2 separate regions of the Homo sapiens genome follow, and region 2 is linked to region 1. The links are chromatin loops, found by intact Hi-C in ENCODE. Cell type or tissue: body of pancreas. All regions are shown on one strand. Links, peaks and the distances in the headings refer to the core of each region. The heading gives the core; the rest is flanking DNA.

Region 1 (15,890 bases), core at 3,436-11,435:
AACATTACTTGTTAATCCAGTTCCCCTGCCCTGCTGCTCCTGGCTTTAGAAGTGTAATGCCAATATAAGATTTATGCTGTGCTGTTTAGGTGTTCTTTTATTGATTAGTATACACACATACACAAAAAAAGACTTAGAGAAAAACATTGCACTGACTCAAACCAACAATAGCCAGTGGTTTCCATTTTTTTCTGAACTAGCTTTCCTCTCATTTCCTAACTCTTCCTAACTTATTACACTTCTATCCCCTAGAGCGTTGTTGTTTGTTTGTTTGTTTGTTTGTTTTGAGAGACCTGGTCTCTCTCTGTTGCCCAAGCTGGTCTTAAACTCCTGTGCTCAAGTGATCCTTCTGCCTCAGCTTCCTGAATACCTGGGATTACTGGCGTGAGCCACTATGCCTGGCCCCTAAAGCTTTTTAAATTCTTCTTTCCTCGAGAGAGTTTAAAACTCTTTTTTTCTTAACATGGAGGCTTGCAGAAGTTGGTGATACTGACTTTCTTTGATTCCTTGTGCCAGACTTACATAGAAACTACCAAGCTACAAAGAAGCCACAGAGCCACAGGGATTGAGCTCCCTATCTAAAGATGTGTTGCCACAGACTCTTCTCTTCATTCCGGACGCCACTTAAGACTAAGCCCGAAGCTGCCGATAGCCATACCCAGCTGATTCTGATCTTTGTTCTATTGTTTCAGTTGATTTTGTTTACAGTCTTTTAAGAGGCATGGTTTTGCCTCAAACATTTTTACCTGTTTTCTTTGTGTACTTAAGAATGACTGGTTTACTCCTAAATTGTGCTCTAAAGTACAGTCCTCTTTCTTGGACAGGATCCATGCTGCAGAATGGTGTCTCTGATTTTGAGACCAAGTCTTTGACTATGCACTCTATTCACAATTCTCAACAACCCAGGAATGCTGCCAAATCTCTCTCAAGACCTACCACAGAAACTCAGTTTTCAAATATGGGGATGGAAGATGTTCCCCTCGCCACCAGTAAAAAGCTAAGTAAGTCAGAGGCCCACCTGTGAGAGAAAATGAAAAATCTGTGTTTTTGGCTAAAGAGGGCAAATTATCTCTGTTGCCATAAATAAGGTTTCAGAAGGGCATCAGTTAATATTTTTCCATTTTCCAGACAGTGACTGACTACTCAGCCCTTCCCCTAACCTTTGTGTACACAGTTGGAGTCTGAAAGTAGTTTAAATGCTGTACAATCTACTTACGACGGCACGTTTTGTGAATTAAAGTCAAACTCTACTGCCAGAATGATTTACCTGCTAACATTAACCTGTTTCTTTATTTGCTTTATTGCAACGTTTTGGTGCTATTTCTTTCATTTTTATCTTCTGGTTGACCCAACAAGTAAAAGCTCTACCTTCTCTGACATTGACTTTTTTTTTTTTTTTCCCCCGAGACTGAGTCTCACTTTGTCCCCCAGGCTGGAGTGCAGTGGCGCAGTCTTGGCTCACTGCAAGCTCCGCCTCCCGGGTTCATGCCATTCTCCTGCCTCAGCCTACCAAGTAGCTGGGACTACAGGCGAGTGCCACCATGCCCGGCTATTTTTTTGTATTTTTAGTAGAGATGGGGTTTCGCCGTGTTAGCCAGGATGGTCTCGATCTCCTGACCTCGTGATCCGCCTGTCTCGGCCTCCCAAAGTGCTGGAATTACAGGCGTGAGCCACTGCGCCCAGCCAACATTGACATTTTAAAGAAATATTTTCACTCCTCTTCATAACTTCATGCTCTTACTGAGCTAGAGTCCTCTGACAGACTCTAGCTTAGAAAAAGTAAGGTCATTTTCTCTTAAGTATGTGGCGTTGACTGGTGATAGCTCTTTGCTTAAAAAAAAAAGAAAACTACAATAATCATTTAAACAAACAGCCAGTAATTCAGCAGACAGAGATAATACCCTGTGTTTCCTATATCTGAGTTTCATACATCTAAGCATGGTGGTCCACTCCACTAAACAAATGAAACATAGAAATATAAAGGACACTTGTAATCAGTAGCTCTTTATGGAATTATTTATTACACATGAGCCAAATTTTAATTAGGTAAGCTCCCCTTTTTCATTGTTCTGGTAGCCCTCAGCCTGTTGCAGATCAGCAGGTTTGAGACTATCCAATCAAGCCAAAAAAAAAAAAAATATATATATATATATATATATATGCGCACAAGGCTTGAAAGCTTTTAGGTGGATTCTAAAAAATAAAATCAAGTTGAGATGAGGAAGAATTTAAATAAAAAAATTGGAAATGCATATCTTGGCATAGTTACAAACTTTTTAGATCCATGTTTCCAGCAATCAATTATATATGTAATTTGGGGATTGGTGAATATAGAAAGGTAAATAGAACTCTTGGAAATTGGTTAAAATGTGTTGAGTAGGTAAATGCAGTCCATCCTTTTCTACAAAGCTGGCTTCCTCATATATACAGTGCTTTGAAGTGTACTATACAGACAGAACATTTTAATTTTGTAATGTCCACATGGTGAATTATATTCTATTAAATCCTGTAACTTAAGGAATTTTGAAAATTTGGTACCTTTTTTAAAGTCTTTTTTCTCTGTGTGTTTCATTTCATTTTGGATAGTTTGTAAAACTGCTGTCTTCAACTGTATTCATCTTTTGTTAACAGTTTCTATTCTGCTGTTAATTCTATGCAGTATATGTCTCTGGCATTGTTTTATTTGTCTCTAGAAGTTCAACTGGGGTCTTTTAAGATATCTTCCATATCTCTTCTTACCACGCTTATGCTTTCCTCTACCTTCTTGAACATATGGTATCTATTTTTTTTTTTTTTTTTTTTGAGATGGAGTTTCACTCTTGTCACCCAGGCTGGAGTGCAATGGTGTGATTTCAGCTCACTGAAACCTCCGCCTCCCAGTGATTCTCCTGCCTCAGCCTCCCGAGTAGCTGGGATTACAGGTGCGTGCCACCACACCCAGCTAATTTTGTATTTTTAGTAGAGACAGGGTTTCACCATGCTGGCCAGGCTGGTCTTGAACTCCTGGCCTCAGGTGATCCACCCATCTTGGCCTCCCAAAGTGCTGGGATTACAGGCGTGAGCCACCACACCTGGCCCTATAGTATCTAATTATAATAGCTGTTTGATGTCCTTTTCTACTCAATTCTATCATCTGTGTCATTTCCGCATCTGCCTCTGTGATTGATTTTTTCTCTTACTTATAGGTCATATTTTTCTGTTTCTTTTAAGCTTTTTTAGGTGGGACTAGAGCAGCCTTTAGTCTAGAAATAATTTTGCCCTGTTGCTGAGGCAGTATCCTTCCAACTACTCTGCCTGCCATATATTGTGAGGTTTTTCCACTCTGGCTGGTGTGAGCACAAACTGTCCCTGGCCTGGTGAGCTCTGGGGATTGTTCTGCCTGGTTGTTTTGTTTTGTTTTGTTTTGTTTTGTTTTGTTTTGTTTTGTTTTGTTTTTTGGTGGTTCTTTGGTTTTGTTTTGTTTTTTTTTTGCCTGTTGTCTTTCCAGTCTTGGGTAGTTTCTTTATACTCATGCACTGGTCCACACTCAGAATCCTCTGTGGATCTCCGTGCAGCTCTCTCATGTGTGTAGCTCTTTCCTCACCAATACTCTGCCCCAGAATTTCAGCCATCTTGGCCTTTCCAAATTCCCAACTTTGTCCCTTCAATTCAGGGGGTCCACCAGGCTGTTGAGGATTTCTCCTCCCTGCATTGTAGCCTAGAAACTATTGAGGCAGCAAGTTGGGGCAATCATAGGCCTCACTTCATTTGTTTCTGTTGTCTCGGGAAAAGTACTACCTGTTACACATTGTCTGAAAACCATTGTTTCATATATTTTGTCTTTGTATGTTTTTAGTTGTTTAAGATAGAAGAATAAATCCAATTATTATTATTCCATCTTGACCAGGATCCTTTTTTTTCCAAAAATCTATAAAAACATGTTTTTCTCATTGGGGAAGGTGGTTATTTAGGAAAGATTCTTAGTCTACATGACATTTGGCTTTGGTGTTCAGATCCGACTTTCAAGTTACCTATATAATTATTCTTTTTTTTTTTTTAATATTTCGGTTTTTTTCCCCAAGGTTCCAATATTGAAAAATCTGTAAAAGACCTCCAGCGCTGCACAGTGTCTCTTGCACGGTATCGAGTTGTAGTTAAAGAAGAGATGGATGCCTCCATTAAGAAAATGAAACAAGCCTTTGCTGAATTGGAGAGCTGGTAATTTAAGCTGCATTTGATATCAGTAGCATAAAAATGATCATATATAAATATAAAGATGGTCAGCCATTCCCCAAGTTCATTCATTCATGACTAACTACATAGTAGGAGAGACTTATAAATCCTATGGTATATTTAGCTTTCTGCTTTGTTCTATTTCTCTTGGTCACAGTGTGAGAATGGTACAGATAACTCACAATGCTCTAGAAATGAGCTGGAGTTTAATATTGTTTGGAAAGGGACACATAATTATAGAGTAGATCATATACTTTAAAGTCTCCTTTTAGGCCGGTGCGGTGGCTCAAGCCTGTAATCCCAGTACTTTGGGAGGCCGAGGTGGGCGGATCTTGAGGTCAGGAGATCAAGACCATCCTGGCTAACACGGTGAAAACCCGTCTCTACTAAAAATACAAAAAATTAGCTGGGTGTGGTGGCGCGCGCCTGTAGTCCTAGCTACTCGGGAGGCTGAGGCAGGAGAATGGCGTGAACCCGGGAGGCGGAGCTTGCAGTGAGCCAAGATCTCGCCACTGCACTCCAGGCTGGGCGACAGAGCGAAACTCTGTCTCAAAAAAAGAAAAGAAAAAAAAAAGTCTCCTTTTAAACTAAGATCCTATAACAAATGACATGATGTATGTTTTTGAACAAAATTATAAAGTAGAAAAAATCTGTCTTTGCTTTCCTACCTTCTTCCATCCTTTTTAATTTATGCCACTCCAATAAAGTGCCCTTTTATTAATTATTATTATTATTGTTGTTTTTTGAGACAGGGTCTTACTCTGTCTGTCACCCAGGCTGGAATGCTATGGCACGATCACATCTCACTGTAGCCTCAGCCTCCTGGGCTCCAGCAATCCTCCCACCTCAGCCTCCCAAGTAGCTGGTACTACAGGCATGTACCACCACACCTGGCTCATTTTTTAATTTTTAAATATTTTGTAGAAATGTGGTCTCACTATGTTGCCCAGGCCAGTCTTGAACTACTGGGCTCAAGTGATCTGCCTGAAGCTGGGTAATTTATAGTGAATAGAGATTTATTTTTTACAGTTTTGGAGTCTGAGAAGTTTAAGGTCAAGGGGCCCACATCTTGGCAAGGACCTTGCTGTGTCATTCCATGGCAGATGGCAGAAGGGCAAGGGAGCATGCATGGGAGAGCCAGAGAGGGCCAAACTCAATTTTCTAATGAACCCACTCTCTCAATAACAAAATTAATTCATTTGTGGGACTCTCCCCTCATGACCTAATCATCTCTTAAAGGTCCCACCTCTCACCACTGTAGCACTGAGGATTAAGTTTCCAACACACGAGCTTTGGGGATCACATTCAAACCATAGCAATATTCTAATGTTTCCTGGAACACTGAAGCTGTTTTAACTGTTAGATATTAAGGTGTTAACGGATATTTGTTTTTTTGTTTTGTTTTGTTTGTTTTTTGAGACGGAGTCTCTGTCGCCTAGGCTGGAGTGGAGTGGCCCAATCTTGGCTCACTGCAACCTCCGCCTCCCAGGTTGCAGCCATTCTCCTGCCTCAGCCTCCCGGAGTAGCTGGGACTACAGACATGTGCCACCATGCCTGGCTAATTTTTTGTGTGTTTTTAGTAGAGATGGGGTTTCACCATGTTGGCCAGGCCGGTCTCGAACTCCTGACCTCAGGTGATCTGCCCATCTCTGCCTCCCAAAGTGCTGGGATTACAGGAGTGAGCCACCGTGCCCAGCTGGTGTTAACAGATGTTTAAATTCTAGCTCCTTTGTGGGAGGTATTTTATAAGGGATTTTTTGAAACTAGAAAAGACTTAAGGACCATATTAAAATGACAGGAAGACAAGCAGCTAGGGTGATGTTTTGAGACTTAGAACTTGTTCATTATACTTATTTTTAGTAACTGTCTAGATCTGAAATATGACAGGAAGTGTTCATGAAAAGAACAAACCATACATGCTTTCTTGCTGCCTGTAGACTGTTCCCTCAGGTTATACCTAACTGTGTCTCTGTTCACAAATTTAGTCTAGTCACTTTTGCCACAACATATAAGAGATAGAGGAGAGTGTAGGTCCCCTCAGTCCTCCTGGTCTCTGGAATTGCAGAGGAGTAGTTAATCAAAATGAAATAATGCCTCCAAAAAGTTAAATCATCAGAACCAAAACTTACTTTGGGGCTAGATAATTCATCTTAGTCTACCCATGCCTTGTCCTGAACTCTAAGTTTTACTTTTCAGGTTTTATGGCTAGGAATTTAATGTCATGTCTTCTGTTTTTCTTTGTTTGTTTGAGACAGGGTCTGGCTCTGTCACCCAGGCTGGAGTGCGGTGGCACGGTCATGGCTCACTGCAACCTCCACCTCCTGGGCTCAAGCCATCCTCCCACCCTCAGCCTCCCTAGTCCCCTAGCTGGGACTACAAGCATGTGCCACCACACCTGGCTAATTTTTTAATTTTTTGTAGAGATGAGGTTTCACCATATTGCCCAGGCTGGTCTCCAATTCCTGGGCCCAAGCAATCCTCTCATCTAGGCCTCCCAAAGTGCTGGGATTACAGCCATAAGCCACTGCGCCTGGCTGTCTTCTGTTTTTCTTGACACATATTTTTGCTCCTGCCAGATTACTCATTGTCTCAAAACTTAACATTCACATTTCCTCTTCCATCTACTAGTTAATGCCACTTTCCCAGCCTGAAAATGTTCTCCTATTCCTCTGTATTTATCTAAATCCCACCATTTCTCCAAACTTTCCTTAAATTAAGGTCTAACTTCTGGAAATTATTTTAGGTAACTGATTTTTCCCCTTTCTGAACCTCTAGGAGGAAGCACCATGCCCTTTGCACTGCATTCTTGTCATATAAGATATTGTTGGCTTGTTTAGAAAATAAAGAGCTGGCTGGGCACAGTGGCTCATGCCTGAATCCCAGCACTTTGGGAGGCCAAGGCGGGCAGATCACAAGGTCAAGAGTTCAAGACCAGCTTGGCCAACATGGTGAAACCCCATCTCTACTAAACATTCAAAAATTAGCCGGGCGTGGTGGCGTGCACCTGTAATCCCAGCTACTAGGGAGGCTGAAGCAGGAGAATTGCTTGAACCCAGGAGGTGGAGGTTGCAGTGAGCTGAGATCGCGCCATTGCACTCCAGCCTGGGCGATAGGGCGAGACTCCATCTCAAAAAACAAAGAAAAAAGAGCTGGGCGCGGTGGCTCATGCCTGTAATCCCAGCGCTTTGGGAGGCCGAGGCGGGTGGATCACGAGGTCAGGAGATGGAGACCATCCTGGCTAACAAGGTGAAACCCCGTCTCTACTAAAAATACAAAAAGTTAGCCGGGCGTGGTGGCGGGCGCCTGTAGTCCCAGCTACTCAGGAGGCTGAGGCAGGAGAATGGCGTGATCCCGGGAGGAGGAGCTTGCAGTGAGCCAAGATCGCGCCACTGCACTCCATCCTGGGCGACAGAGCAAGACTCCATCTCAAAAAAAAAAAAGAAAAAAGAAAGAGCTAAGTGTAGTAGGTCATCACAACTTTGCTTTGATAAGCCTCTGGTCTCCATGATTGTTCAGCTTACTGATTACTTAGTCACAGGATCTGATTCCATTCGGAACAAGCTTGAACCAGCAGGAAACGCAGTTCCGGGAGAGAGATTTGTGAATTCCTGCTGACTGGAACCCAGCCAGGAGGAGCCTCCTTCAATAAATGACAAATGAAATGGTTTCCTACCTGGGAACTGTGTATTTAGGATTGATTAGCTGACGTAACAACCAGGTCAATTTAACTTGAGGAAAGAGATTACCTGCCCTTTCCTGCTAGTATAAAGCCCTTTGCTCTGGTTGATTGAGTTTATAAACCACCTTATTTCAATGTTCCTTGTAGCCGCTACTTCAAGACATAATTGGCAAGTGAGCTAACTCCATTTGGCACCAAACCAGAGCTTGGAGTTAATGTCACTTAGAAAGACATTTCTGTGTTGGTTATAGCATAAAAAAAAGGCAAAGAGTTCTAACAGATTTGCCCCAGTAAAAGTACATTACCCCTGACAAGGCACTAGGGAAATTATACAGATAACTCCTTTCACTTTGATGCCGAACAAAAACTGACACACCTATAGAAAGGTAAACTCAGAAGCATTCTAATGTATAAAACTTAAAATTTCTTCTTATTGGTGACTTAGCAATAATCATCTCTAGACCCAAGTTTACTTTTCTTGTTAATTAGTAATATTTGTCTGCCTTTCATTGTTGGAGCTGTTAGTTGACTTAAGTTTAAGGATATTAAGGAGGCAGGATATGGAGTGGAACATGAAGCTAGAATATATAAACTCCTTTGGAAGATTGTCCTATAATGTGTTGATGAAAAATGCCAACAGGATACACACTCAGCTTCTCTTTTAAATAAAAAGTTTCCATTTTATGAAAGTCAAAAGGTATTTTTTAAAAGGAGAAATGGGTAAGAGAAAAAGATTATCAAGAAATTTGAGATTATATATCACAGAAAGTCATGTAAGTTTATGGTTAAGGTTTTGAAATTTTTCCTGATTCCTCTATGTCCTTTTATTGGCGCGTTTTTTTTTTTCCTGTTTCTTTTCTTTCTTTCTTTCTTTTTTTTTTTTTTTTTTTTAAGACAGGGTCTCTGTTGACCATACTGGAGTGTAGTAGCGCCATCGTGTCTCACTACAGCCTCCCAGGCTCAAGGGATCCTCCCACCTCAGCCTCTTGAGTAGCTGGGACTACAAGGCGGGTGCAACCATGCCCAGCTAATTTTTCTATCTTTTGTAGAGATGGGGTTTTGCCACATTGCCCAGGCTGGTTTTGAACTCCTGGGCTCAAGCGGTCCTCCTGCTTCAGCCTCCCAGAGTGCTGGGATTACAGGTGTGAGCCACCTCGCCCAGCTCAGAGCTTTTTTTTTTAACGTTAAATCAAGCTTAGTCTTACCGAAGGCTTTTAAGTCCTTACATTTAAAGGCCACATATAGATGCTGAAAACTTAGGAATCATTTTATGAACCAAACTACCTGCAAAATATTATCTCCAAAAATATCTAAAATGTGTAGAAATAAAGGAATGTGCTAATGTAATATGTATTATCAAAAATGTACATAGCACTGTAGTTCTAAATCATTCTTTGGTTTTTGAAGCTTAGTTTGTTGATATCTTGTTTCTACTAGTACTTGACACCATGGTTCTTGATATTTTTTTATTTAAAATTTAACTCTAACCATCTGTGAAAATAATTACAGGTTGAGTATCCCTTATCTGAAATGCTTAGGACTAGAAATGTTTTAGGTTTTTTATTTTTATTTTTTTCAGATTTTGGAATGTCTGCAGAAACTAGTTGAGCATCCCTAATCTAAAAATTCAAAATCCAAACTGCTCCAATGAGTATTTTCTTTCAGTGTCATGTCAGTGCTCAAAAAAGTACAGCTTTTGAAGCATTTTGGATTAGGAATGCTCAACCAGTAATAACATATGAAGAATATTTTACTGAACATGTTCAGTTATATTATTGGATTTTTTTAATCCTGATTTCTTTTCCACAAAGTAGGTATTGTTAATTCTGTTTTACTGAAAATAAATGTATGTCTTAGGTTAAGCAATTTGCCTAAGTTGCAGATCCAATATTTGAATGTATATATTCAGACTTATTAACCTATGATTTTCATCTCATACCTCATTGATGGCTCACTTCCCCACTAAAGCTTGGCAAGGCTAGAGACTGTTGGTACATGTCATATTACAGACAGTTCCCTACTTATGATGGTTCAACTTAATAATTTTCCAACTTTATGATGGTATGAAAGTGATACACATTCAGTAGAAAGCATACTTTGTATACCCATACAACCATTTTGTTTTTCACTTTTAGTGTAGTGTTTAATAAATTACATCAGATATTCAACACTTCATTATAAAATAGGTGTTGTGTTAGATGACTTTGCCCAACTGCAGGCTAATATAAATGTTCTGAGCATGTTTAAGGTAGGCTAGGCTAAGCTTTGATGTTCAATAGGTTAGGTATATTAAATGCATTATCAACTTAAGATATTTTCAATTTGCACATGCCTGTAATCCCAGCACTTCGGGAGGCTGTATTCGTCTGTTCTCACACTGCTAATAAAGACATACTCAAGACTGGGTAATTTATCAAGGAAAGAGTTTAATTGACTCACACTTCTACGTGGCTGGGAAGGCCTCACAATCATAGCTGAAGGCAAAGGAGGAGCAAAGTCACATCTTACATGGTGGCAGCCAAGAGAGCTTGTGCAAGGGAACTCTCATTTATAAAACCATCAGCTCTTTTGAGACCTACTACCACAAAAACAGTATGGGGGAACCACCCCTATGATTCAGTTATCTTCACCTGGCCCCACCCTTGACACTTGGCGATTATTACAGTTGAAGGTGAGATTTGGGTGGGGACACAGCCAAACCATATCAGAGGCCAAGGCAGGAGGATTACTTGAGTCCAGGAGTTCAAGACCAGCCTAGGCAACATAATGAGATCCCGTCTTTACAGAAAGTAACAAAATTAACTGGGCGCAATGACACGTGCCCATAGTCCAGCTACTCAAGAGGATCGCTTGAACCCAGGAAGTGGAGGCTGCAGTGGGCCATGATCTTGCCACTGTACTCCCACGCTGGGTGACAGAGCAAGACCCTGTCTCTTTAAAAAAAAAAAAAAAAATTTCGATTTACAGTGGGTTTATTGGGACATAACCCCATTGTAAGCCGAGGAGCATCTGTATTGTTTCCTCTTCAGCTTAAAGGCTATGTAACAGAGAAACCCCAATGTAGGAGAATTTAGGGACTAAGGAACTTAGTCATTATGAAACAGGTTAGGATGAGAAGCACCAGGATTTAGGCTGAGCCTATGAAAGTATTTTCTAAGTTCAATAAAGTAAAACTATAAGAATACTCCATCTGAATATTCAATGTTCTTTTGATTTTGTGATTCAGAAGGTCCTAAATCACTATTATTCTTAAGTCACAACTTGTAGTGCCTTGTGATTCTGGGATTCTTCAGGTCAGATCAGAGTAGCGGGAAAGGTTTTAAGATTAAAGGCAGGGCCACTGTGGGGTGGGGTTAATTAGAAAATATTTCTTTGGGGAAATGAATCATTATCAAGCTATGTAAAAAGCATGGTATTTACACTGGCGGAAAGGTTGGGGTGGACCACTGCATTTCAGAGATATGAGCAGAGGCATAGAAGGGACACGTAGGGACCACACACAGTCTAGCTGTTGCTATGGGGCAATAGTGAAAGTAGCGAGGGATGAAGTCAGAGGCTGAGGTATAATGAGAGCATTTGATGGAGGGATCTGAATTTTGTTTTTCCTTTTTTTAAAGATTTCATTATTCCCTCTTACTTTTACTATATTGCCCATAATTATAATCGTTTTATTAGATATAAGTAAAACTCAAAATTCTACCACCTTAACACATAAGTAATTTTTATTTCCTGCGTTCCCTTGTGTTCCTTATGTATATTCATACATATTCTTGAATAGTTGTAATCGCAGTGAGAGTGTAATTTCAATGTGATCTTTTCACTTAAAATTAGTTTGATTCATCACTTCATAACTGCCTACACTGTGTTAGTGTGCGTACATGTTTATTTAATAATTTCTGTACAATGAATCTGGAATGTATAATGATTTACCGGTTAATACGATTGCATTTTACTAAAGAGATATTCTGCTGAAACTGAGAAATCAAGATGAATACAAGAATTAAAATAATAATTGCTGCCGCTATTTACTGAGCTCAATTACTAAGCTTTTATTGTATGTCAGAAACTTTTATGTACAGTGCTTCTAATCTATATAACATTATCACTTGTGGTATTACGTTCATGTTATAGGTGAGAAAGATGGGCACAAAAATATTTTACCCAAAGATACTTTTCCACTACACCATTCTTTTGTTTTCTGTCTTACCAGGTATTCCTGTTTGTTTTATTCTGCAGTGTTTACCTTCCTACACCACACGTTTTCATCTTTTTTGGTTTCTGGAGCTTTTAGACATTGGTGTCATAATTCCAGTTTCTTTTTTTTTTTAGACTGAGTCTCGTTCTGTCTCCCAGGCCAGAATGTAGTGGCGCAATATCGGTTCACTGCTACCTCTGCCTCCCGGGTTCAAGCGATTCTCCTGCCTCACCCTCCCGAGTAGCTGGGATTACAGGCGTGTGCCACTACACCCGGCTAATTTTTGTATTTTTAGTAGAGACAGAGTTTCACCATGTTGGCCAGGCTGGTCGCAAACTCCTGACCTCAGGTGATCCGCCTGATCCGCCTGCCTTGGCCTCCCAAAGTACTGGGATTACAGGCATGAGCCACCATGCCCAGCCAAAATCACAGTTTCAAATGAGGATCTGGTCAGCCACTCACTAAGGGGGCTTAACACCCCAGCCATTTTTATTTTGTTTTATTTTAATTTTTATGTTTTTGGAGAGACAAGATCCCACTTTGTTACCCAGTCTGGTCTTGACCTCCTGGGCTCAAGTGATCCTCCTGCCTCGACTTCCCCAAGTGCTGGGATAGCAGGCATGAGCCACAGTGCCTGGCCCTGGCTCAGCCTTTTTTTTTTTTTTCTGTAGCCAACTAAAAACTTGAGGCCAGGTGCAGTAGCTCACGCCTGTAATCTCAGCACTTTGGGAGGCCAAGGCGGGTGGATCATCTGAGGTCAGGAGTTTGAAACCAGCCTGACCAACAAGGTGAAACCCCATTTCTCCTAAAAATACAAAAATTAGCCAGGCGTGGTGGCGTGCACCTGTAGTCCCCACTACTTGGGAGGCTGAGACAGGAAAATTGCTTGAACCGGGGACGCAAAGGTTGCAGTGAGCCGAGATCATGCCACTGCACTCTGGCCTGGGCAACAGAGTGAGACTCTGTCTCAAAAAAACTTGAACAACATACTCCTTAGCAATACAGATTGTTACTGGTTCTTTTTCCTTAAACAGATTATAAAATATCATCATTGAGTCACATGATCTCCTGGATTAGCTTATAACTGAGGTGCTTTTGACTATTGGAAAAGGAAAGAAAGGTTACTCCATTGAAAGCCTGTCACATGAGAACCGTGGCTTATGTTCACGTTCTAACTTCTTTTTTTTTTTTTTTTTTTTTTTTTGAGACAGAGTCTCGCTCTGTCACCAAGGCTGGAGTGCAGTGGCATGATCTCGGCTCACTGCAACCCCTGCCTCCTGGGTTCAAGCGATTCTCCTGCCTGAGTCTCCCATGCAATTGGGATTACAGGCGCACGCCACATTTTTGTACTTCTAGTAGAGACAGGGTTTCATCATATTGGCCAGGCATCATCTTGAACTCCTGGCCTCAAGTGATCCTCCGGCCTCGGCCTCCCAGAGTGCTGTGATTATAGGCGTGAGCCACTGCACCTGACCTTTTGGGGAGGCTGAGGTGGGTGGATTGCTTGAGGTCAGGAGTTCAAGACCAGCCTTGGCAACATGGTGAAACCTGTCTCTACTGAAAATACAAAAATTAGCCAGGCATGAGTGGTGCACACCTGTAATCCCAGCTACTCGGGAGGCTGAGGCACGAGAATCGCTTGAACCCTGGAGGTAGACGTTGCAGTGAGCCAAGATCACGTCACTGCACTCCAGCCTGGGCAACAGAGCAAGTCTCAAAAAAAAAAAAAAAAGGGAAGGAAAAAAACTATTGGCAATTCTCTTTTTTGGTTATTTTATATGGAAAGAGGAAACCGTCTTCAAAGAAAAAAAGGCGTCTGCATTGGCTTTGCTTGAATTTTTGCTTGGTTGGTTAGTGGAATTAGAATGAATAGGTTTTAAGGCCATTTATGGTGGCTCATACCTATAATCCCAGCACTTTGGGAGGCCAAGGCGAGAGAATCAGTTGAAACCAGGAGCTCAAGACCAGCCTGGACAACATAGTGAGACCCCCGCCTCTATAATTTTTTTTTTTTTTTAAATTAGCCAAGTGTGGTAGCACACACCTTTAATCCTAGCTACTCAGGAAGCTGAGCAGGAGGATTGCTTGAGCCCAGGAGGTCAAGGATGCAGTGAGCTATGATTACACCACTGCATTCCAGCCTGGGTGACAGAGCAAGACCCTGTCTTAAAAAAAAAAAAAAATCGTCCAGGTACAGCGGTTCATGCCTGTAATCCTAGTACTTTGGGAGGCTGATGTGGATGGATCGCTTGAGCTCAGGAGTTTGAGACCAGCCTGGGCAACATGGTGAAACCCCCATCTCTACAAAAAATGTAAAAAATTAGCTGGGCATGGTAGCTCGTGCCTGTAGTCCCAGCTACTTAGAGGGCTGAGGCGGGAGGATTGCTTGAGCCCAGGAGGCGGAGGTTGGCAGTGAGTCTTGATGGTGCCACTGTACTCCAGCCTGGGCGACAGTGAGACCCTGTCTCAAAAAAAAAAAAAAAAAAGATTCTAAGTTTTGAGCAAATAAAATTGTGTACAAATGTTTTCTGACAGTATTATTGAATGGTTTTGACTATTATCCCTTGAAATAATTGACCTGTGGAATTGTCAAGAGTTGTGTTTCCATTTTAATATTATTTTTCCAATGCAACAGTTATAAACAAATAATTAACAATTTTTTGGTACCAATGAATTATTGAAGGCAAGAGCTAGAATCTCTAACTGCATGTTAGATATCTGTATATTAATTAGAGGACTTGCTTCAAATGATAGACACAATTTGTGTTAGAGATATCAATGGGGATGCTTCAGTAACAGCTATTCTGAGCAACTAAATTATGCAAAAGCTTTAGGATAAATTGGGTGGGTGCAGTGGCTCATGCCTGTAATCCCAGGCAGGCAGATCACTTGAAGCCAGGAGTTTGAGACCAGCCTGGCAACATACCAAAACCCCATCTCTGCTAAAAATAGAAAAATTAGCTGGGCGTGGTGCCACGTGCCCATAGTCCCAGCTACTTGGGAGGCTGAGGCAGGAGAATCACTTGAACCCAGGAGGCAGAGATTGCCATGAGCCAACATCATGCTATTGTACTCCAGAGCGAGACTCCATCTCAAAAAAAAGAAAAAAAAAAAACACATCTTATAGAATAAGTCGAGCAAATGTGAACATGGTAAGGAAGTCCTGAAAAGGAAGGAAGGAAATATAGAACATTTAGTTACCAGTCTTTTTCTTTAGTAGCAGGAAGCAGTCATCCAAATCTATCTTTCATGATTGAAGAAAGGATATGGAAATTCTCAACACTGAATAAGGCCCAGGCTTAATAAGAACTAGTGTTGTTCCAAACAGGTTCCCAGCAATATTTAGCTGAATTTCATTAGCAGTTTTAGAATCTAGTCTGCCAGATGCTTGGTGCTTATTATGGCATATTTCCATTCAAGAAAGCCTTGAGAGAAGCTTAGTACCCTGAGGTATTGGAGTGAGCAAGGTAATAGAGAGTCTGAATGAGCCTTTCATCACTCTCTGGGAGGACTCATTGCTTGCCTTTCTGGCATCTAAAAACCATTACCTCACACCACAGGTACTTTTGAACCTCTTGGCCACACATACATACTGGAACCATTGTTTAGCTCAGAAACAGATGGAAAACTTTAGCTTAAGTTTCTGTGTTAAAAGTTGTGTTACAATAGATTATTGTTTTTAATTGTAAAAAATGCCTATGTTGTTATCCTTACACCTAACCTACTTTCCACTTTGAACTTGTCCCACCTTCTCCATTTATTTTGTGATGCCAACATTTCACTAACTTTTTATTATTAAAACTT
Region 2 (15,890 bases), core at 4,957-12,956, 340 kb before region 1:
TATTAAACCTGAGGGAGATTGGCGGGTATTCTCGAATTTACAACTGTTCGGTGGCAAACCTGGCACTTAAAATGGGAGCAATTTTAGGGAACTGAGCCAAGAGAATTGAATTTAATTGTTTGACACCCAATTCCTGTTAGAGAATTGGAGAATTGGTGTTTGGTGTCAGAAAAAAACCTTACAGAATAGTTATGTATGGTATAGTACAACCTTGACATAATTAACTTCATCTTAGAAAAAGACTCCATTTTATATTTATTTATTTATTTTTATTTTTATTTATTTATATTTTTTGAGACAGAGTCTCGCTCTGTCGCCCAGGCTGAAGTGCAATGGCGTGATCTCAGCTCACTGCAACCTCCACCTCTCAGGTTCAAGCAGTTCTCCTGCCTTAGCCTCTTGAGTAGCTGGGATTACAGCATGCCACCATGCCTGGCTAATTTTTGTATTTTTAGTAGAGATGGGGTTTCACCATGTTGATCAGGCGGTTTCAAACTCCTGACCTTGTGATCTGCCCGCCTGGACCTCCCAAGGTCCTGGGATTACAGGCATGAGCCACTGTACCTGGCCATTTATTTTTATTTATTTTTTTGAGATGGAGTTTCACTCTTGTCACCCAGGCTGGAGTGCAATAGTGTGATCTTGGCTCACTGCAATCTCCACCTCCTGGGTTCAAGCAATTCTCCTGTCTTAGCCTGTTGAGTAGCTGGGATTACAGCGCACCACCATGCCTGGCTAATTTTTGTATTTTTAGTAGAGATGGGGTTTCACCATGTTGGTCAGGCTGGTCTCAAACTGCTGACCTCGTGATCTGCCTACCTCGGCCTCCCAAAGGCCTGGGATTACAGGCGTGAGCCACTGCACCTGGCCATTTTTTTTTTTTTTTTTTTTTTTTTGAGACAGAGTTTCACTCTTGTCACCCAGGCTGGAGTGCAATGGCGCGATCTCGGCTCTCTGCAACCTCCGCCTCCCGGGTTCAAGCAATTCTCCTGCCTCAGCCTCCTGAGTAGCTGGGATTATAGGTGCCCGCCACGACGGCTGGCTAATTTTTTTTTTTTTTTTTTGTATTTTTAGTAGAGATGGGGTTTCACCATGTTGGCCTGGCTGGTCTCAAACTCCTGACCTCAGGTGATCCACCTGCCTCAGCCTCCCAAAATGCTGGGATTATAGGCATGAGCCACCGCGCCCAGTCTCCATTTTATATTTCATAGGGAACTTTGTCAACAAGTATAAGATGCTTTGCTTAATAAACAAAGTTTTTTAAAAGATGCATCCAACCAGTTAAGGACACAAGCATGCTCTTCCACTATCAGTTCTCACTAGAGGATTCTGTGACTATAAAAGATGAGGCCAGCCGGGCGCGGTGGCTCACGCCTGTAATCCCAGCACTTTGGGAGGCCAAGGCGGGCGGATCACCTGAGGTCAGTAGTTTGAGACCAGCCTGGCCAACATGGTGAAACCCTGTCTCTACTAAAAATACAAAAAATTAGGCGGGCGTGGTGGCAAGTGCCTGTAATCCCAGCTACTCGGGAAGCTGAGGCAGGAGAATCGCTTGAACCAGGGAGGCAGAGGTTGCAGTGAGCTGAGATTGCACCACTGCACTCCAGCCTGGCAACAGAGCGAGACTCCGTCTCAAAAAAAAAAAAAAAAAATGAGGCCAGCTGGGTGCGGTGGCTCACGCCTGTAATCCCAGCACTTTGGGAGGCCAAGGCGGGCGGACCACCTGAGGTTAGGAGTTCAAGACCAGCCTGGCCAACATGGTGAAACCCTGTCTCTACTCAAAATCCAAAAAATTAGCCAGGCGTGGTGGCGGGCGCCAGTAATCCCAGCAACTTGGGAGGCTGAGGCAGAAGAATCGCTTGAACCCGGGAGGCAGAGGTTGCAGTGAGCCGAGATTGCGCCATTGCACTCCAACCTGGGCAACAAGAGCAAAACTCCGTCTCAAAAAAAAAAGATGAGGCCTTCAGCAGCTCAAAATGGTCATCTTAACTGACACCGTCTTGCAGTCAGTCACTCGTGATAAGAACTTGCCATCTGCCTCCGAAGGCTCTGCCACATCAAAGACTCTTCCTCGCAAGACTGGCAGACCAACTGGCCCAAAACAGAACTCCTTTTCTTCTTTGTTCTGCCTGGACTGGTTCTTTAACCCTTTCTCCTATCTCTTTCTCCTCTTGATGTTAAATGTTACTTTGTCATGGAATGTTTAACTTGTAACATTTATATATTGATTAATTATACTATTATGTATGGTTTACAATATTGACTGGCTTGCGTGCCCACAGCTCTGACTACTGAGTGAACAGGAAGTACTGTTAGCTGTGGAAGGTATACAGATCATCAGCAGTAAATCCATACAGGCCTGAAGCAACCTCAATTCTTGCCTCCTCAGAAGAAAGAATTCCACTGAGGGGCATAAGGCAGAAGGAGAAACCGAGGCAAGTTTTAAAGCAGGAGTAAAAGTTTATTAAAAAGCTTTACACCAGGAACAAAAGGAAGGAAAGAACACTTGGAAGAGACCCAAGTGGGCAACTTGAAGGAGAAGTGCCCCATTTCACCTTGGACCTAGGATTATTTATTTATTTATTTAATGAGACAGGGTCTCACTCTGTCGCTCAGACTGGACTGCAGTGGAGTGATCTCAGCTCACTGCAACCTCTGCCTCCCAGGCTCCAGCGATTCTCCTGCCTCAGCGTCGCGAGTAGCTGGGATTACAGGGCGCACACTACTACCACCCAGCTAATTTTTGTATTTTTATTTTATTTATTTATTTATTTTTGAGACAGAGTCTCGCTCTGTTGCCCAGGCTGGAGTGCAATGGCACGATCTTGGCTCACTGCAAGCTCTGCCTCTGGGGTTCATGCCATTCTCCTGCCTCAGCCTCCCAAGTAGCTGGGAGTACAGGCACCCGCCACCACCCTTGGCTAATTTTTTTTTGTATTTTTAGTAGAGATGAGGTTTCACCGTGTTAGCCAGGATGGTCTTGATCTCCTGACCTCATGATCCGCCTGCCTCGGCCTTGCAAAGTGCTGGGATTACAGGTGTGAGCCACTGTGCTCTGGCTCATTTTTGTATTTTTTTTTTTTTGAGATGGAGTCTCGCTCTGTTGCCCAGGCTGGAGTGCAGTGGCGCGATCTTGGCTCACTGCAAGCTCCGTCTCCCGGGTTCACACCATTCTCCTGCCTCAGCCTCCTGAGTAGCTGGGACTACAGGCACCTGCCACCACGCCTGGCTAATTTTTTGTATTTTTAGTAGAGACCGGGTTTCACCATGTTAACCAGGATGGTCTCCATCTCCTGACCTCGTGATCCGCCCACCTCAGCCTCCCAAAGTGTTAGGATTACAGGCGTGAGCCACCGTGCCCAGCCCTAATTTTTGTATTTTTAATAGAGACAGGGCTTCACCATATTGGCCGGGCTGGTCTTGAACTCCTGACCTCAAATGATCCACCCTCCTTGGCCTCCCAAAGTGCTGGGATTATAGGCATGAGCCACTGGGCCCGGTCCAGACCTTGGATTTCATATGCTGGTCTACTTCTAGTATTTTGTGCCCCTTTCCCTTCATTCTTGCCTTAGGGTGAGCTGCCCACATGCACAGTGGCCTACTAACGCCTGGCAGGTGAGCATGCGCAGTGTGTTTACTGGAGTTGTAAACATATTCACCTGAGGTTTTCTTCCCTTTTCTGGTGGAATGCCCTGGAAGGTCATATGCCTCCATTTTGCCTCTTAATGTGCATGCTCGAGCCCACTCGCCCAGTTCCTTAGATCTTACGGAAGCTGCTGATTACCAATTTCAGGTGTTTATCTGTTGGGAAACTGCCTCTCCCTGGTACTGGCTGTGACCAATTATTTTAGATAGGTAGTGTGACAACTGCCTGACCATTGGTCACCTGACATTCCTGGTGGGTGCAGGGAGCCCTCTCCTGCCCTGCTCTTGCCTGTCTAACTACCTACTGTAACAGTACTAAGGAGATTGCCCCCTTGGGAACTCCGTGTAGCTCCTGGCTTTTGTGATTGCAATAGCATCAGTAAAAGCCTGACACTGTGGAAAGACACAAACATGCAAGGACCTGCTTATCTCTAACCTTGCACCACTCACTGAGGCAGGAGAATAGGGACTAGAGGCAGGGAACCTAAGGACTTCCTAGAACTAAATCAAATGAAAATGAAAACACTTCAGCTATGACAAAAAATATCCTCCTCATTTACATAGGGCGTACACCAAGTAACCAGTGGGAACCTCTAGAGGGGATGTAAACCCCAGAAAATTCTTTTTTCTTCCTTTCTTTCTTTTTTTTTTTTTTTTTTTGAGACAGAGTCTCACTCTGACACCCAGGCTGGAGTGCAATGGTGCGATCTCAGTTCACTGCACCCTCCGCCTCCTGGGTTCAAGAGATTCTCCTGCCTCAGCCTCCTGAGTAGCCGGGGTTACAGGCACCCACCACGGGCCATGCCTGGCTAATTTTTGTATTTTTTAGTAGAGACAGGGTTTCTCTGTGTTGGTGAGGCTGGCCTTGAATTCCCAACCTCAGGTGATCTGCCCACCTTGGCCTCCCAAAGTGCTGGGATTACAGGCATGAGCCACCACACCCTAAACCCAGGAAAATTCTGTAACTGAGCCCTTGAGCCCCTATGTTTGGCCTGCTCCCACCCTGTGGAGTGTACTTTCATTTTCAACAAATCTCTGCTTTTGTTGCTTCATTCTTTCCTTACTTTGTACATTTTGTCCAAATCTTTGTTTAAGACACCAGGGACCTGGACACCCTCCACTGGTAACATCATGACATGTATGCAAAAATTGTCCGCAAAATTTACATATAAACGATTAGAATTTAAGAATTCCCAAAACCCCCTTTAGACAGGGTTTCACCACGTTGGCAAGGCTGGTCTTGAACTCCTGACCTCAGGTGATCCGTCCACCTTGGCTTCCCAAAGTGCTGGGATTACAGGTGTGAGCCACCATACCTGGCAGGGAACTTCATTATTTAAAGGAGAAAGAGCAAGCAGGAGGGGGAAAACGGGAGGTAGGGTAGGTAGTGAGGCGAATTGTTACATTCTTGTGAGGCTCTGATTAGCCTCAGTAAATTGACATTTTACATGTGAAAAGGGGAAGTAGAGGAAATGAGGCTATGGTACAGGATTGTGAAATTACAGCTATCTGGTAACAAAAGGAATGCAGTAATTCAGCTCTCAAGCTTAATGTCCCTTTGGCATAGTGAGTTTGGGGTCCCAAGATTCTATTTTCTTTCACACTAACACCAACAACAATAACAACAAAAGAACAAGACATCTGCAAGAAAATAGTATCTTTATTGAGAGATATTATGAAGATATTATGATTAATGTACTGAGAGATATATCACGTATTATTTGGAGGTATCAGATTACAAAGATGCTAATTCTACTTAAATTGCCCTATAAATTAAGTGCACTGGGAAGGTGGAGTAGACATACTTCCTAAATTCCTCCCACTAAATACAACTAAAAACCCTGGACATTATATATAAAACAAACATAAGAAGACTGAAAGAAAAGCCGGGCGTGATGGTTCATGCCTGTAATCCCAGCACTTTGAAAGGCTGAGGCAGGTGGATCTCTTGAGGTCAGTAGTTAAAGACTAGCCTGGCCAATATGGTGAAACCCCATCTCTACTAAAAATACAAAATTAGCCATACATGGTGGCGTGTGCCTGTAATTCCAGCTACTCAGGAGGCTGAGGCAGAATTGCTTGAACCCAGGAGGTGGAGGTTGCAGTGAGCCAAGATCGCACCACTACACTCCAGCCTGGGCAAAAGAGTGAGACTCTGTCTCAAAAAGAAAAAAAAAAAAAGACTGAAAGATGGAGAGAAGGCAGCAGACAAGCTAGGGATCTTGGGGGTCCAAGGAACAACATAGTGATGAGTTTCCTGGGTTTTCTTCCTACCTTACATCTCGAAGCCTTGGAACTGAAGAAGCTGACAATCCAAAAATGCCGAAGGGTGAGACAAAAAACGAAAACCTTCTCTCACTAGCCAAAGAACCAGGAAAGGGAAAATCTAGCAAGACAGCAAACTTTATATAACAACTCCTGTACTCCAGCCAAGTGCTACAGAAAGAACTGTGACCCTACCCCTACCTGTATCACCAAGACTGAGTGGGGAGCCTAGACTTCCACCCTTGCTAGGCTGTAACAAGGTGCTCCAAAGGATAGTCTTTTCTACAAATGGTGCTGGGACAACTGGATATTCACATGCAAAGGAATGTAGTTGGACTCTGCTGTGTGAATAGTGTCACCCTATCCAACATTCAGTGTCCACTTACAACCTCAGAATGTGGCCCTCTTTAGAAATAGAATCTTTGCAAATGTAGTTAGTTAAGATGGGGAATTACTGGATTAGAGTGGGCCCTAAATCTAATGACTGTCCTTATAAGAAGGCCATGTGAAGACACAGAAACATAGTGAGAATGCCCGGTAGCAACACAGGCAGAAATTGTAGTGGTGTCTACAAGGTAAGTAAGGAATGCCAAGGATTGTCAGCACCAGCAGAAGCTAGAAGAGAGGCATGGGACAGATTCTCCCTCAGAGCCTCTGGTAGGAACCAAACTTGCCAACGCCTTGATTTCAAACTTCTAGCCTACAGAACTATGAGGCAATACATTTCTTTTGTTTTAAGCCACTCAGTTTGTGGTTTAAAAGCAGCTCTGAGAAATTAATACAGACTCCTACCTCACACCATACACAAAAATTAAAATGGATCAAAGACCTAAATATAAGAGCTAAAACTATAAAACTCAGAAGAAGAAAACAGAGATAAATCTTTATTACTTTTGATTAGGTAATGCTTTCTTAGATATGACACCAAAAGCACAAGCAACAAAAGAAAAAAAATGGTAAGTCAGACTTTTTTTTTTGAGACGGCGTTTAGCTCTTGTTGCCCAGGCTGGAGTGCAGTGTTGCGATCTTGGCTCACTGCAACCTTCACCTCCTGCGTTCAAGCAGTTCTCCTGCCTCAGCCTCCCCAGTAGCTGAGATTACAGGTGTGCCACCGTGCCCAGCTAATTTTTTTTTTTTTTTCTTGAAACGCAGTCTCGCTTTTTCGCCCAGGCTGGAGTGCAATGATGTGATCGCGGCTCACTGCAACCTCTGCCTCCCGGGTTCAAGTAATTCTCCTGCCTCAGCCTCCTGAGTAGCTGGGATTACAGGTGGCCACCACCATGCCACAAGGCCCAGCCTAACTTTTTATTTATTTTACTGTTCTTTTTCTTACCTCTTAAATGAGTATTAGTTCTTTTTTATGTATATTTTTTCCTATTCATTGTCAATATTCAATATAAACTTAATTCTTTAATGTCTAGCCTTTCCATATTCCTTTTTTTTTTTTTTTTTTTGAGTTGGAGTTTCGCTCTGTTGCCCAGGCTGGAGCGCAGTGGCGTGATCTCAGTTCACTGCAAGCTCCGCCTCCCGGGTTCACGCCATTCTCCTGCCTCAGCCTCCCAAGTAGCTGGGACTACAGGTGCCCGCCACCACGCCTTGCTAATTTTGTTTTTGTATTTTCAGTACAGATGGAGTTTCACCTTGTTAGCCAAGATGGTCTCGATCTCCTGACCTTATGATCCCCCTGCCACAGCCTCCCAAAGTGCTGGGATTACAGGCGTGAGCCACCACGCCCAGCCAGCCTTTCCGTATTCTACTTTTTTATTTGTTTGTTTTTTAGAGACACTGTCTCAATCTGTGGCCCAGGCTGGATTGCAATGGGGCAAACAAAGCTCACTACAGCCTCAAATTCCTGGGTTCAAGTGATCCTCTCACCTGAGCCTCCTCAGTACCTGGGACTACAAGTGTGTGCCACCACACCAAGCGAATTAGTTTTTGTAGAGTTAGAGTCTCCCTATGTTGCCCAGGCTGGTCTCTAACTCCTGCACTCAACTGATCATCCTCCCTCTGCCTCCCTAAGTGCTGGGATTATAGATGTGAGCCACCTTGCCCAGTCTGTGAGGTTTAGTTGGAGCCTCAACTTTTTGATGAGGCAGGCCTCTTATTATATTTATAACTTGGGGTGGGCCCTGGACTTTACCTAGCACCTAGGCTGGGCGTGGTGGCTCACATCTGTCATCCCAGCACCTTAGGAGGCCGAGGCAGGAGGATCGCTTAAACCCAAGAGTTCGAGACCAGCCTGGGCATCAAAACGAGAACCTGTCTTTACAAAAAAAAATTTTTAAATTAGCCAGTCATGATGGTGCTCAGCTACTTGGGAGGTTGAGGCAGAAGGGTCACTTTAACACAGGAGGTCAAGTCTGTAGTAAGCTGTGATCGTGCCACTGCACTCCAGCCTGGGTGAAAGAGTGAGACCCTGTCTCAAAATAAATAAACAAACAAACAAATAAAATACTCCAGCACCTATAAGGTTGTAGAGAAAATGGCATTAGTGTTCCACTCCCTTCTGGTTTAAAGGTTCCTTACTATCTTGTCACCTTTTTAATGCTTTTAAGAAAATTATTTTATCTAGCAATTTTAATTTTTATTGGAAGGCATATCAAGATATCTGGCCCACCATATTATTCAAAACCCAGAATTCTGTCATTTTTTAAAAACAGATGATGGTAAGCATCAAGTTACTGTGTGTTTAGATTACATTAGATGTAACAGAATGGTGTAAGTTTTACTGTAAAACATCAATATTTACAACATGCTTCTTTTGGGGGACGGGGGAGATAGGGTCTTGCTCTGTTGCCCAGGCTTAAGTGCAGTAATTCAATCATGGCTCACTTCAGTCTTGACCTTCTGGGCTTAAGCAATCCTCCTACCTCAGTCTCCTGAGTAACTGGGACTACAGATGCATGCCACCATGCCCAGCTAATTTTAAATTTTTTTGTAGATACGGGGTCTTGCTGTGTTGCCCAGGCTGGTCTCAAACTCCTGGGCTCAAGTAATCCTACCACCTTGACCTCACAAAGTGCTGGGATTACAGGTGGGAGCCACCATGCCTGGCCACAATATGCTTAAAATTACATTATTTTACACTACGTATGTATATATCTCCACACATATACATATATGTGTGTGTATATATATATATACACACATATATATCCTGGGCTCAAGAGGTCCTCCCACCTCAGCCTCCTGAGTAGCTGGGAAGACAGGCAAAGCTACTTGTTTTCTTACATTTTGTAGAGATGTAGTCTCAGCTGGTCTTCAACTCCTGGCCTCAAGTGATCCTCCTGCCTCAGCTTTTACCGTATTTAAACTTAACTTGAAGAATTTTAGATATCAACTTAAAAATGACTGGAGTTACATAGTTTAATTTCTTTTTTTTAGGTGATAAGCAAAAATGTAAAGAACACTGATACAGAGAAATGGTCACATAGCCCGGACATGGTGGCTCATGCCTGTAATCCCAGCACTTTGGGAGGCCAAGGCAAGTGAATCACTTGTGGTCAGGAGTTTGAGACCAGCTTGGCCAACATGGTGAAAACCTGTTTCTACTAAAAGTACAAAAATTAGCCAGGCATGGTGGCAGGCACCTACAGGTGCCAGCTACTCAGGAGGCTGAGGCAGGAGAATTGCTTTAACCCGGGAGGCAGAGGCTGCAGTGAGCCGAGGTTGAGCCACTGTACTCCAGCTTGGGCCACAGAGTGAGACTCCATCTAAAAAAAAAAAAAAAAAAAGAGATATGGTCACATAATCCAATTTCATAAGAAAATATGTACACTCAGCTGGGCGCAGTGGCTCACACCTGTAATCCCAGCACTATGGGAGGCCGAGGTGGGTGGATCACGAGGTCAGGAGATCGAGACCATCCTGGCTAACACAGCGAAACCCCGTCTCTATTAAAAATACAAAAAAAATAGCCAGGCGTGTTGGCGGACGCCTGTAGTCCCAACTACTCGGGAGGCTGAGGCAGGAGAATGGCATGAACCCGGAAGGCAGAGCTTGCAGTGAGCCGAGATGGCGCCACTGCACTCCAGCCTGGGCGACAGAGCAAAACTCAATCTCAAAAAAAAAAAAAAGAAAAGATGTACAATCATCTAGTCTCATGACTTTAAATATCTATATACTGGTAGCTCCCAAATTTGTATCTTCTACCCAGGCCTATTTTCTGAAACACATATCCACATGCCTACTCTACATCTCTGATTGGATGCCTAATAGGCATCCTAAATTTATCATGTCCAAAACAGAACTCTTGAATTCTACTCCACTCCAGTCCACACACTCACATACAGACCACTCCTTTCTTCTCCCAGGATTCTCCATCTGAGTAAATGTTACCTTTATTCACCCAGTTGCTTAGCCCAAAGACCTCTGAGTTATCCTTGACTTCTCTCTCTCACTCTCCTGCTCTAATATTTATCATCTAACGCATCAGCAAATCTTGTCAGCTCTACTTAACAAAACATAACCTGAATGTCTGCCATCTTTCTCTCAGACACTAAAATAATCTACTTCTTACTGCTTTCCTTGTTCTATTCTTGCTGTCTCTTTTTAAAAGTGATCCTTTTTTTTTTTTTTTGAGACCGGAGTTTCACTCTTGATGCCCAGGTTGGAGTACAATGGCGTGATCTCCAGCTCACTGCAACCTCTGCCTCCCGGGTTCAAGCGATTCTCCTGCCTCAGCCTCCTGAGTAACTGGGATTACAGGCGCATGCCACCACGCCTGGCTTATTTTTGTATATATTTTTAGTTTTATTTTTTTTTTTTTGAGATGAAGTCTCACTCTGTTGCCCAAGCTGGAGTGCAGTGGCACAGTCTCGGCTCACTGCAACCTATACCTCCCGGGTTCAAGTGATTCTTCTGCCTCAGCCTCCCGAGTAGCTGGGACTACAGGTGCGCACCACCATGCCCAGCTAATTTTTGTATTTTTAGTAGAGACAGGGTTTCACTATGTTGACCAGGCTTGTCTTGAACTCCTGACCTTGTGATCTGCCCACCTCGGCCTCCCAAAGTGCTGGGAATACAGGTGTGAGCCACTGCACCCAGCCTATTTTTGTATTTTTAATAGAGATGAGGTTTCACCATATTGTCCAGACTGGTCTCGAGCTCCTGACCTCAGGTGATCTGCCCGCCTTGGCCTCCCAAAGTGCTGGGATTACAGGCGTGAGCCACCACGCCCAGCCTAGAAGTAAATCTTAATGACGCTAAGTTAGGCAAAGGCTTCTTAGGTATGACACCAAAAGCATAAGTAACAAAAGAAAAAATAGATACATTTGACCTCATCACAATTAAAAACTTCTTTGCTTCAAAAGACACACTATCAAGAAAGTAAAAAGACAACCCACAAAATGAAGAAAATATTTGCAAATCATATATCTGTAGTGTTATATATTGGTTTTCATCTATGGTTCTTGGCTCATAACTTCCATATCCCTCTTTACAGTCTTTTGTTAGAATGTTGGGTGTGTTGAGCCTCAGGGCAGGCATCTGATGTTCTCCTGCCCTCTGTTCATGCTAATCTTCCCCGACCTTTTTTTCTTTCTTTCTTTTTTATTTTAAGATAGGTTCTCACTCTGTCATCCAGGCTGGAGTGCAGTGTTGTGATCTCGGCTCACTGCAACCTCTGGCTCCTGGATTCAAGCAATTCTCCTGCCTTAGCCTCCCGAGTAGCTGGGATTACAGGCACGCGCCACCACGCCTGGCTAATTTTGTATGTGTTTTTTTAATTAGAGATGGGGGTTTCACTGTGTTGGCCAGGCTGGTCTCGAACTCCTGGCCTCAGGTGATCTGCCCACCTCAGTCTCCCAAAGTGTTGGGATTACAGGCGTGAGCCACCAGGTCCAGCCTAATCTTTCCCGACCTTTCTGATTGTAGGTCTTAATACCCTCCCATGAGAGTGTCCCACCCTATAACCTGGGAGAAGGAATGCTGATGTCTTTAAGCTTCTGTAAAAACCCAAGATGACAGGGCTCAGTGAGCTTCCAGACAGCTGAACACATGGAGGTTACTGGAGGGTGGTGCGCCCAGGGAGGGGATGGAAGCTCCACACCCCTTCCCCCATACCTCACCCTACCTATTCTTTTTATCGGTATCCTTTGCAATATCTTTTATAATAAACTGGTGAATGTGTCTCCCTGAGTGTTGTGAGCTGCTCCAGCAAACTAATCGAACCCAAAGAAGGGGTCATGGGAGCGTCAACTTGAAACCAGTCGGTCAGAAGTCCCGGGGGCTGAACTTGTGACTGGTGTGTGTGGGGTTAGAGTCGGGGGCTGGGGCAGTCTTGGGGACTGAACCCTCAACCTGTGGGATCTGACACTATCTCTGAGTGATAATATAGGAACTGAATTAGAGGACACCCAGCTGGTATCTGCTACTTGGTGTGTGGAGAAATCCTCCACACATTTGGTCACAGAAGTTGTCTTCTGTTTGATGATTGTTGTGGTTTGAGAGTAGAGGAAAAACAGTTTGAAGAGAATTTTTCTCTATACATATATAAGATACTTGTATCTAGAACATATAAAGAACTCTTACAACTCAGTAATAAAAAGACGAATAATAAAATTTTAGGCTGGGTGCAGTGGTTCACGTCTGTAATCCTAGCACTTGGGAGGCTGAGGCAGGAGGATCACTTGAGCCCAGGAGTTTGAGGCCATCCTGGGCAACATAGTGAAACTCCATCTCTTTTTTTTTTTTGAGACAGAGTCTCACTCTGTCACCCAGGCTGGAGTGCAGTGGTGCAATCTCAGCTCACTGCAACCTGCAACTTCCCTGTCCTGGGCTCAAGAAATTCTTGTGCCTCAGCCTCCCGAGTAGCTGGGATTACTAGTGCACGCTGCTACACCCAGCTAATTTTTGTATTTTAGTAGAGACTGGAGTTTCACCATATTGGCCAGGCTGGTCTCGAACTCCTGACCTCAGGTGATCTGCCCGCCTCGGGGTCTCAAAATGCTGGGATTACAGACATGAGCCACCACGCCTGGCCAAGACCCCATCTCTATTTAAAAAATAAAATAAAAATTTTAAATGGGCAAAGGCTCTAAATGTAGACTTCTCCAAAGAAGATACCCAAATGGCCAATAAGCACATGAGAAGGTACTCAAGTCTTTAGCCATCAGAAAATGCAAATCAAAACCCCAGTGAGATACCACTTCACACCCACTAGGATGGCTATAATAAAAGAAGACAGAAAATAACAAGTCTTAGTAAGGATGTGGAAAAATTGGACCTTCTTACACTACTAGTAGGAATGTAAATGATATAACCACTTGGGAAAATATCTTGGCAGTTCCATGAAATATTAAACAGATCTATAGTAAGACCCAGCAATTCCACTTCTAGGTGTATACTCAAGAGAAATGAAAATATATGACTGCACAAAAACGTGTACACAAAAGTTAACAGCAGTATTATTCATAATAGCCAAAAAATGTAAACAACCCATCAATTAATAAAGAAAATGTATATCCCTATAATGGAATATTATTTGGCAATAAGAAGAAGTACTGGCCAGGCACAGTGGCTCACACCTGTAATCCTAGCACTTTGGGAGGCGGAGGCAGGTGGATCACGAGGTCAGGAGTTTGAGACCAGCCTGGCCAATATGGTGAAAGGCAGTCTCTACTAAAAATACAAAAGTTAGCCTGGCATGGTGGCGCATGCCTGTAGTCCCAGCTACTCAGGTGGCTGAGGCAGAAGAATTGCTTGAACCCAGGAGGCGGAGGTTGCAGTGAGCCAAGATTCCGCCACTACACTCCAGCCTGGGTGACAGAGCAAGACTCCGTTCCACACCCCGCTCCCCCAGAAAAGAAAGGAAGTACTGATACATTCTACAATATAGATGAACCTTGAAAACATTGTGCTCGGCCTGGCACAGTGGCCCCTGTAATCCTAGCACTATGGGAAGCCGAGGCAGGCAGATCACCTGAGGTCAGGAGTTCTAGACCAGCCTGGCCAATATGGTGAAACTCCATCTCTACGAGAAATACAAAAATTAGCTGGGCATGGTGGCACGTCCCTGTAATCCCAGCTCCTTGGGAGGCTGAGGTTGGAGAATTGCTTGAACCTCAGAGGCAGAGGTTGCAGTGAGCTGAGATCATGCAATTGCACTCCAGCCTTGGTGACAGAGCAAGACTCCATCTCAAAAAAAAAAAAAAAAGAAAACTTTGTGTTAAGATAACGAAGCCCTATATTACATGATTCTATTTGTATAAAATGTCCGGAATAGGCAAATTCATAGGGACAGAAAGTAGATTACTGTGTTTGCCATGAGCTAGTACAAGGAAGGAGATAATGGGGAGTGACTGCTAATGAGTGCACAGTTTGAGCTTTTGATGAATGACAAAATTAAATTCTGGAACTAGTGAACAGACAAATATAAAAATTTAAAAGGACAGATATTGCACAAGCTGGTGAATATACTAGAGACTTTAAAATTATAAAGGGTGAATTTTATGGTGTGTATATTTTATGGCGTGTATATCAATTAATAATACAAAGAGATTGCTATATTCTAAAATTTCATGCCCTGGTGGTGTTCCTCATCACAATTTGGATCATTGAAATGGAAATATTTCCAAAATAGATGTACTTGAATGGATTAGGAAAAGAAGAAAGAAAGAAGCCAGTTATGAATGCCTGCATATTGTATGCTTCCTTCTACATTAAATGTCCAGAATAGGGAAATATGCAGAGACAGAAACTAGATTAGTGGTTGCCTGGAGATAGTGGTTGCCTAGGTTACAGAGTTTTTTTGGGGGGTGATGAAAATGTTCTAAAATTGTGGTGATCACACACCTCTTAATATACTAAAAGCCATTGAATTGTATACTTTTTTAAAACATTTTTTTTTTACTTTTTTATTTTTATTTTTATTTTTTTGAGATGGAGTATCTGTCACCCAGGCTGGAGTGCAGTGGTGTGATCTCAGCTCACTGCAACTTCCACCTCCCGGATTCAAGCGATTCTTCCAACTCAGCCTCCCGAGTAGCTGGGATTATAGGCATGCGCCACCATGCCCTGCTAATTTTTGTATTATTAGTAGAGTTGGGGTTTCACTATGTTGGCCAGGCTGGTCTCAAACTCCTGACCTCAGGTGATCCACCCACCTCGGCCTCCCAAAGTGCTAGGATTACAGGCATGAGCCACCTCGCCTGGCCTTGAATTGTATACTTTAAATGGGTGAATTGGACAGTATGTGAATTATATTTCAACAAACCTGTTATATTAGGAAAAGAAAAATCAAGTGATAAAGTGTGAGGGACTGAGTTAGCCTTCAGGTAGGAAGAGTGACTATTAGCCTATCACTGTGCACTGATTTTAACGGCTCAGGATACTTAAAATAGCTACCCAAAATAGCATCTTTGCTCAGATGGTGCTTGAAATTCTCTTCCTGGAGATTTCTTTAAAAGTTGAATCTTTAGTTTCTAAAAATTCCCTGTTTAAATGCCAGTACTTCAGGGAAAAATAACTTCTTAAGCAATCAGCTCCAATTTTTTTGTTTTTTATCTTTCTCTGTTGCCTAAGCTGGAGTGCAGTAGCACTATCACAGCTCACTGCAGCCTCCACCTCCTGGCTCAACAGATCCTCCCACCTCAGCCTCCTTAGTAGCTGGGGCTACAGGCACATGCCACCACGCCTGGCTAATTTTTGTATTTTTTATAGAGTCAGGGTTTCGCTATGTTGCCCAGGCTGGTCTCAAACTCCTGGCCTCAAGTGATACACCTGCTTTGGCATCCTAAAGTGCTAGGATTCAGGCGCGAGCCACCAAGCCTGGCCAATACTCTTAATATTTGATAAAGATCCTATTAGACATCTCTCTAGGCATATACACATATATAATTTTATGTAAATAGAGATACTATATATTGTAGAAAAACAAGACTTGGCATTATGTTTGGTTATGAATCTTTTAGAGGCACTTCTTTTATTTATTTATAATTTGCAAGCCTGAGAAGAGAAAACTAGATCCAGGATCTGTGATT

The links. Hi-C counts contacts between places; a loop is a spot of excess contacts. Peaks named below come from ENCODE experiments on the same cell type or tissue, not always from the same donor. Only the 100,000 strongest peaks of a DNase experiment are listed, where the experiment ranks them.
Region 2: it touches region 1 in a loop (3-fold over the local background); 1 of 110 quality-filtered maps calls a loop at or near these places.

Annotation. Positions count from the first base shown.
Region 1 is chr12:49,496,009-49,511,898 of GRCh38, forward strand. It overlaps SPATS2 (spermatogenesis associated serine rich 2), which reads left to right. Exons shown (of 14, transcript NM_023071.4): 8 at 825-1,001; 9 at 4,062-4,197. Among named protein-coding and RNA genes, the nearest start is that of KCNH3, 35 kb to the right of the region's middle. In body of pancreas, for the core only: no CTCF peak of the experiment used is centred there; a DNase peak (open chromatin) is centred at 7,823; H3K27ac peaks cover 811 bases.
Region 2 is chr12:49,156,518-49,172,407 of GRCh38, forward strand. No RefSeq gene overlaps it. Among named protein-coding and RNA genes, the nearest start is that of TUBA1A, 25 kb to the right of the region's middle. RefSeq lists a silencer at 13,743-13,936. In body of pancreas, for the core only: no CTCF peak of the experiment used is centred there; no DNase peak of the experiment used is centred there.